Linked DNA regions of Homo sapiens: region 2 is linked to region 1. The links are chromatin loops, found by intact Hi-C in ENCODE. Cell type or tissue: gastrocnemius medialis. All regions are shown on one strand. Each heading gives the region's core, and the rest is flanking DNA. Links, peaks and the distances in the headings are about the cores only.

Evidence for each region. Peaks named below come from ENCODE experiments on the same cell type or tissue, not always from the same donor. Only the 100,000 strongest peaks of a DNase experiment are listed, where the experiment ranks them.
Region 2: a loop joins it to region 1, with 6 times the contacts of the local background. A loop is called at or near these places in 1 of 110 quality-filtered maps.

Annotation. Positions count from the first base shown.
Region 1 is chr12:56,939,272-56,943,662 of GRCh38, reverse strand. It overlaps the pseudogene LOC100420982. Among named protein-coding and RNA genes, the nearest start is that of SDR9C7, 7.1 kb to the right of the region's middle. In gastrocnemius medialis, for the core only: no CTCF peak of the experiment used is centred there; a DNase peak (open chromatin) is centred at 2,249.
Region 2 is chr12:57,020,114-57,024,504 of GRCh38, reverse strand. No RefSeq gene overlaps it. Among named protein-coding and RNA genes, the nearest start is that of TAC3, 5.8 kb to the right of the region's middle. In gastrocnemius medialis, for the core only: no CTCF peak of the experiment used is centred there; no DNase peak of the experiment used is centred there.

The DNA.
Region 1 (4,391 bases), core at 313-4,312:
ATGGTGGCCCTCTTCTCACAGCTCTGCTAAGCAGTGCCCCAGCACCCCACATTTCCCTTCCACACTGTCCTAGCAGAGGTTCTCCATGAGAGACCTGCCCCTGCAGCAAACTTCTGCCTGGACATCCAGGCATTTGCATACATGCTGTGAAATCTAGGCAAAGGTACCCAAACCCCAATTCTTGACTTCTGTGCACTGGCAGGCTCAACACCATGTGGAAGCTGCCAAGGCTTGAGGCTTGCACCCTCTGAAGCCACAGCCTGAGCTCTACATTGGCCCCTTTCAGCTGTGGCTGCAGCAGCTGGGATACAGGGCACCAAGTCCCTAGGCTGCATACAGCACGGGGACCCTGGGCCTGGCCCATGAGACCACTTTTTCCTCCTAGGCCTCCTGGCCTATGATGGGAGAGGCTTCCGTGAAGACCTCTGACATGCCCTGGAGACATTTTCCCCATTGTCTTGGGGATTAACATTTGGCTTCTTCTTCCTTAGGCAAATTTCTGTAGCCAGCTTGGATTTCTCCTCAGAAAATGAGATTTTCTTTTCTATTGCATTGTCAGGCTGCAAATTTTGTGAACTTTTATGATCTTTTTCTCTTTTAAAACTGAATGCCTTAACAGCACCCAAATCACCTCTTGAATGCTTTGCTGCTTAGAAATTTCTTCTGCCAGATACCCTAAATCATCTCTCTCAAGTTCAGAGTTCCACAGATCTCTAGGGCAGGGGCAAAATACTGCCAGTCTCTCTGCTAAAATGTAATGAATCACCTTTGCTCCAGTTCCCAACAAGTTCCTCATCTCCATCTGAGAGAACCTCAGCCTGGATTTCATTGTCAATGTCATTATCAGCATTTTGGTCAAAGCCATTCAACAAGTCTCTAGAAAGTTCCAAATTTTCCCACATTTTCCTGTCTTCTTCTGAGCCCTCCAAACTGTTCCAACCTTTGCCTGTTACCCAGTTCCAAAGTAGCTTCCACATTTTGGGTGGCCTTAGAGAGCAGTGGCAGGAAGAGGCAGGTGCCTTCCTGGAGGCCAGGGATGAGAGGCATGACCTGAGAATGGATTTGAAGAGGAAAGTTATCCCTGCCTTCTCCCAGCCATTCTTGCCACCGAGATGAGGAGGAATTGTTTTCTTTCCATGGATGCTGGAGTAACCTCAGGTCACAGAAATAGACCTAAGGACGAGCCAGCAAGGAGATGTCAATAGGCACTGACAGGCCCCAGGTCCCTTCCCTGGGACAACTGAGTCCTCTCCCCCTCACCTGTGCCTTCTGTGGCCCTCAGTGACTGACCCTCACTTAAAAGTCATTGCACTTTTCCTGTGCCATCTCTCAGGTCCTCCACCATATCCCAACACACCCCCTCCTCCAGTGGCAGGGAAAGGAATGGAGACTTGGAACCCACAGGAAGGAAACACCCAGGGCTGCTGGGAGGGGGAATGGAAGGACTTCCACAGTGCCCCCATGGGATCCTTCACTCCTTCTGCCCCAAAAAACTATTATAGCAGGAGACGATCTGTTCCTGTCCACTCTTTCGGCTTCTCCTTCTCATCCTAGACAGCCTGACCATGACCCAGTTTTCTGAGGAGTGATTGATTCTGGGTGCTGAGCGGGATGAGGAATCTCAGGCTCAGAGAGGGATTTCCACCTAATGTGGCTGGAAACCATATGTAGCTTCCCAATAAGGTCTTTCTGTGCTCAGAAGGTCATGGACCAGAAGTGTCAGTACAGCAGCTTTGTAGAGACAGTTCTGACCCTTGTACTTAGAGCAGAGGGGTGTGTTTGCTATGGAGAGTGTGTGGGGGCTGCTGTGTGTAAGCCTGTGTCAATACACGTTTGCACCCACATAAACATCTGTGTGGGCACAGCAATGCAGAGAGAAATTTGTGGACTAGGGAAGCATTGCTGAGTCATAGTAGTTTCCTACTGGGCAGGACTTGGGGTTTGCAACTGCATGCATGAGTACTTGCAAAGGCAGTTCAAAATAGTAGAGAGATGAAGCCAGGATAAAAAAAAATGTTGCAGAAAGACAGTGATCAGGGAGGAAAGTGAAGACTTTCTGCCAAAATGCCTGAGGGCTTCTCTGCCTACCTCAGCCCTCTGTGTTCTTAAATCCTCCTGTCTGAACAGAGGCCAGACTCTCATTTCACCCCAGCCTACCTGGGTCTGTCCTCTGCAAAGCCATGTGGCTCTACCTGGTGGTCCTCCAGGGCCTGTACTACCTTCTGTGCTCATACTGGGAGAGGCAGGTGGTGAGCCAGCTGAGAGACACATAGTGTTCATCATGAGCTGTGACTCACGCTTCAGGAAGCTACTGGCCAGACAACTGAATGCACAGGCTTGCGGGAGCTGCATGTAGGACAGAGAAGGGGACCAAGCAGCTGAGGGGCCAGACTTCAGACAGGCTGGAGACGGTGACCATGGACATCACCAAGACAGAGAGCATTGCTGCAGCTGCCCAGTGGGTGAAGGAGTGTGTGGGGGACAGAGGGACCACCTCAATCCCTCCTAGTGCCTGTTTGTTTCTCTTCTCTCTGTGTCACTAGGGGAGACCTAGTGTCTGCTAACTGGGAACATTTCCAGGACTTTTATTTTCGGGGGCTTGAGCTTTCTGCTTTCCAAAGCAGAAGTCCTAGAGTGGTTGTGGCTGGGCCCAGGGTTAGAGGAGTCCAGGCTGTGGTTAGAGCCCAGTCTCTGGATAACGTTGGGTCCTGACGGTTGGCATGAGACCATCGGGGATGGGGCTGGGCAGGATCCAGGCTTCTGATCTCAGCATTCTCTTACTGGTTCCTTCACACTTGTCCCTGTTGAGGGCTTTAAGATGATCTCCGCTTGATTCACGAGGACACTGGGGCTTGGAGAGCTGAAGGGACTTCACATCAAACACCGAGTGATGAATCCTGTTCCTTTTGGGGAAAGGGAGATCATTGATTGCTTTGTTCTGATTGTAAATGGAAAACATGAAGAAATTATAGAAGAGGATAAGATTGGATAGATAGGAGGATAAGATAGGATTTCTCATTGGAGAAATCATAGAAGAGGATGAGAGTGAAACAACATTCCCCCTAATCCCAGCCTCCAGGGTTAATTTCCCTCTACTTTACACATTCTGGGGTCAGCATTTTCATCATCAAGTTTCTTCCCCAACATAACAATCAAGGTCTCCATATTCCAGCATGTGGAGAGGCCATAATTTGTTAAAGGGATTCTATATTGTTGAATGCCGAAGTTTGTTACCCACTTTTCCTGGCATAAATAACATCTCAGTAGCGATTCTCTACCAAGGTTTGTTGACAGGCTTAGCAGTGCTATTCAAGAAAAGTACAACTATTGAATCAAAGAATCCTCATTCCTTCAAGTCCAGGAAAGGTTTCTGAGTAGGGGAAGGGCCACCATTGCAGGCCTTATTGTTTTTCCAATATTCCTAGGGTCAGTCTCCGTCTCCTGTACCCCCCAGCCCTCACCCACTCACACCCCTGCCCCTGCTGGCCTGGAGTCCGTAGTTCTGTAGCTCTGACTGCTCCAGATCTTTCATGCTATTAGTTTGCTCCCCTATGTCTTCTGTAGAGTCTTCCCCAAAGCTTGCTGGACCCTATGGGGATAGGGCAGAGGTGGCCTTATGAGATGGTGGGAGGAAAAGGTGGTACTTCCTGGGGCAGAGAGTGCAGTCTGGACACCTGTGTGGCATGAGACCTCTTTCCTTCCTCCCCTCCTGCTCTGGCCATTCAGTCCACAGTGAGCTTTGGGACTCCCAGGTACACAAGGTGACCTTTTCTTCCAGGACAGATATTGCCTTGACATTGATGCAGGTTGTAGCACAGCTTGTCCCCTGATGCCCAGTGCAGGCCTGCTCTCTAACTTCCCCCAGTCTTAGGATTTAAGTGTATCTCTCTTAACCAGGATGCAGAAAGCAATTATTTATGTGTTTTTCTTATTCTTTCCTTCCATTTTCCTTTCTCTTCTGTCCTTTCCCCTTGGTTTCTCTGTCTTACCCCATTCCTGTCTTCCTGTTTTCCTGTCTCTGTCTCTCTCCCTTGGAGAGATATTTGTTGGGTCCTGGAGGCATGGGGAGAGCATCTGAGTCCATACAATATACTCTTGTGGCCCTTGGAAGAGTACCCAATAAACTCAGCCTAGGACAACAACAGGGTTTTGGCCCTGACCTAAAAGCTCTGACACCTGAGAGAGGAGCAAGAGAGCCAGAACCATTGTTGCCAGTTCTCATAGGGGTTGTGACCCAGTCAGCCCTGGTGGCCATGGCAGCCTCCTAAGCTGGGGAGGGTCCTGGCAGTGGGATCTGAGCTGGAGATTGAGGATCCCCACCTGGCAGCCTTGAACAGAAATGGGGGAATGACTTTTGTCTTCAGCCCAGACCTAGGGGGAGCCTCAGCTGC
Region 2 (4,391 bases), core at 223-4,222, 81 kb before region 1:
CTTTGTTGCACAGATTGTTTTTGTAGTAAATATGAGATAAAGATACGGTTCTCTCCCAAACTCAAAATGTAGAAGAGTAGAAGGTCCCAAATCTTCAAGTCTCTTGGAGAGGGGGGCCACCCATTCCGTCTGGGACAGTTAACTGTTCCCTCACAGGTCAAAGTTTATGCCAGTGCAGTAAAAAGAGTGGGAGACCTGGGGTGAGACAAACCTGGATTTGAGGCTGTTCTTCACTGATTAGTAGCCATATGTACTGGAGCAAGTGACTGAACCTTCTGAGCCTGTTTTCTCATCTGGAAAATCAGAATATTTCCTACTTACATGGTCATGGTGATGAAAACCAGATGGACTGCTCCATGCCAAAGCACCCTGCAAACATTCAAACCCTGCACCCATTACAAATACTGGGCTGACGGATGGCTCTGGCTTTGCTTTTGCATCTCCGCTGTCTCATTCAGCAGCAGCATCTGGCTCTGGCTCTCGGCTCTGATCCTGGTTCTGACTCTCCCCTGGAGCTCTCTCCCTTGGGTGAGAAATAAGCAGATAATCTCCCTCATCTGTGTGTGGTGTGAACAAGAGGCTTGAAAGGTCAGAGAAGAAGATGCCTGAACTGCAGGGAGACAGATTAGAGTGGGGAAAATGTAACTCTGAGGAAAAAGGGAAGCAATTAAGAGATCAAGGCCAGGGGCAGTGGCTCATGCCTGTAATCCCAACACTTTGGGAGGCTGAGGCGGGCAGACCATGAGGTCAGGAGTTCGAGACCAGTCTGGCCAACATAGTGAAACCCCGTCTCTACTAAAAATACAAAAAAATTAGCCAGGTATGGTGGTGTGCACCTGTAATCCCAGCTACTTGGGAGGCTGAGGCAGAAGAATTGCATGAACCCGGGAGGCAGAGGTTGCGGTGAGCCGAGATTGAACCATTGCACTCCAACCTGGGCAACAGTGTGAGACTCTGTCTCCAAAAAAAAAAAAAAAAAAAAAAATCAAGGCCGGGGAGGGGGCAGGGGTGGCACAGCTATCGAGTTCTGTTCATCCTCTGTGAGATTACATCAGGAGGTGTAAAAGAACTCTAGAAGAATGAAGCTAAGTCCAGCTGATTCAGGGTTCAAGAAGGATTGAGGTGGGAGAGGCATCATGACCACTGGTGAGGAGTGGAGGAAGGCCGACACTGGAGCTTTCTTTGCCCAAGCAGAGGAGGGGTGTGACACTCTTGAGGACCAATGTAATGGCGCAGCTCCCTCTGGGAGGGGGAAAGGAGAGGACTGGAGGGGATGCTAAACTGACCTTCTAACCTTCAGGGGCCTGAGTCTGGTTGTCCTGGGTGGGGAGGGGCGCCTGCCTGAAACTGTTTTAGCCCAGAAGTCAGGCCTGAAGGTTAAAGGGCAAGGAGCTGGTGGATGAACAAGGTGGGGAAAGAGGCCCAGGGTCCACATCTACTGAGCTGGACTCAGGCATGGGAATTGGTGTTGTGAGGGCCAAGACACTTGGCCTCCTAAAAGTTTGCTGAAAATCACTGACATGAGAGTAATTGATTTATAGGAGAAAAGGTAGATAAATTTATTTAATATGTATATATGAGCACCTTTAGAATGAAGACCCAAAGATATAGGGGAAATTGCCAGTTATTTATTTATTTTTTTTGGAGATGGAGTCTCACTGTGTCTGCCAGGCTAGAGTGCAGTGGCATGATCTCGGCTCACTGCAACCTCCGCCTGCTGGGTTCAAGCAATTCTCCTGCCTCATCCTCCTGAGCAGCTGTGACTACAGGCACGCACCACCATGCCCGGCTAATTTTTTGTATTTTTTAGTAGAGACAGGGTTTCACCATGCTGGCCAGGCTGGTCTGGAACTCCTGACCTTGTGATCCGCCCGCCTTGGCCTCCCAGAGTGCTGGGATTATAGGCATGAGCCACCGCCCCCAGCCTGAAATCGCCAATTTTATGTTTATGTTTTACAAAGTATGGACAGCTGTGTAGAAATATGACTGGACAGAAGGGCATGCTCTAATGTTAACAGACTGAGTGGGGAAACCCAGGAAGGCCTGTTGAGATTCCTCCTGGCCTCTCTCATTCCTTCCTTCTGGGTATGGGGCAGGACCCTCTCTGGAATGGGGAGATCTTAGGACCTAAGTTAAATAAGGTAGGTCAGATAATTTTTTATGGCCAGTTTTTACATACAGTAATTTTAGGTTTTATGGCTGGCTTTGGGGAAAAGAGGTCCTGGTTTTTATAGCTGGCCTTGGGGGAGAATGGGACCCAGCAACAGGAGGACAGGAGAGGGTCAGAGAAAAACTTCTGCTTCTGAGGCTGCTACTGAGGCCTTCATTTTAGGGTATTGTCTTCTGAGCCCCAGCATTCCTCGGTGTGAAAAATTTTAAAGAAATTTTATAGTCCAGAAATTGAGTTGGTGAATTGTCTTATAAGCCATGGAACTAGTCTCTTAGTCCTGAGAATAGGCCAGTCTAGTTAAATAGTTATTAGTTGTGTCTAATTTTAGGCAGTGTGTTGCAGATGGGCTTCCACCAAAGCCAGGCCTCTATATGATATGAGTAATCAGTTATTTAGTAAGAGGCATTTTTGTCTCAAAAAATAAATAAATAAAAATATATGAATAAATGAATGTATGTTTCTTATCAGACTACGTCTGTTCTATCATTAATTCCAGAAGGGAGGAGGGTCTGGTTCCCCCTTCCCATCATGGCCTGACCTAGTTTTCAGGTTAATTTTAGAACACCCTTGGCTGTGAGGAGTGGTCCATTCGGATGGTTAGGGAGCTTTAGGATTTTACTTTTGGTTTACAAAGTAATGTGAATTAAACAGACATTTGAGTTAAAGTTTTTATTTTTTAATAAAATATTTGATTTAAGCATTTTTTTAACTGAATTAATTAGAGCTCTTTTATATATTTTGATAATGGAACATTACATACACAGGCACATATAAATATATAGACACATAAACAGAAGTAGAGCTTATAGATTTATACTTTTTTTTTTTTTTTTTTTTTTAATGAGACAGGTTCTCCTTCTGTCATCTAGGCTGGAGTGCAGTGGTGCCATCACAGCTCACTGCAGCCTTGACCTCCAAGGCTCAAGCAATCCTTCTACCTGACTGGCTAGCTGGGACTACAGGCGCGTGCCACCATGCCTGGCTAATTCGTGTATTTTTTGTAGATATGGGGAGTTTTACCATCTTGCCCAGGCTGGTCTTGAACTCCTGGGCTCAAGAAATTTTCCTAACTTGACCTCCCAAAGTGTTGGAATTACAGGCATGAGGCACTACGCCAGACCAGATTTTTTATTTGTCAGTTTCTAGGTAGTTTTCCCCAACTTCAGACTATCAATTTTTAAATTATCTGTTTTATGTCTTAATTATTAACTAGGCAACTCTAAACTTGTATCTCTAAGACATGACTTTTAGATGAAATAAGGTAGAAAATGTATATTTCAAAGGCATAGAATTTAGATCTAAATAAAGGTAAAGTTATCTAAATTTTAAGCCATTGTCTTTTCTATTCTAAAAGGTTTTGGAGGTTTGGGTGTAGAGAGGGAGATGCCTTTACAAATGGAATTTTTGTTGTTGTTTTTGTTTTGAGACGGAGTCTTGCTCTGTCACCCAGAGTCTCGCTCTGTCGCCCAGGCTGGAGTGCAGTGGCACGATCTCCGCTCACTGCAACCTCTGCCTCCCGGCTTCAAGTGATTCTCCCACCTCAACCTCCTGAGTAGTGGGGATTACAGCTGTGTGCCACCACGCCCAGCTAATTTTTGTATTTTTAGTAGAGACCGAGTTTCACCATGCTGGCCAGGCTGATCTCGAACTCCCAACCTCAGGTGATCCGCTCGCCTTGGCCTCCCAAAGTGCTGGGATAACAGGCATGAGCCACTGCACCTGGCCTTTTCTGAGTTTTTTAAGGAGTCTGAGTCATTAGAAGTCTTTTCTAGATTTTTTAAAAATGTGGTATTGAAGATGGCAAAGAGGAAGGAGGAATAGGGTGGAGTAAAAGTAAATGGGAGGATAGTTTTTAAGAAAGGAAGTGAATAGAGACATCAAACACATTTTAAAAAAAAGATTTTAGTCTACTGAACAAAATTTTTTAAAATAGGATTTAAAGAGAAAACACAGAAGGCTTTAAAAATATACACATAGCTTGAATATTAGCTTTTAATTAAGCTGACTTCTAACCATGGAGCTCTTTAACAAAAATTCTTTTAAATTTGTCTCTCTCCTCCTTTAAAACTTTTTGTAGAGATGGGGTTTCGCCCTGTTACCCAGGCTGGTCTCAAGTCCGGGCAACTTCTGGGCTAAAGTGATCTGCCTGTCTCGGCCTCCCAAGTGATAGGATTACAGGTGTGAGCCACTGCGACTCACCTTAAATCTCTTGTTACCAGAT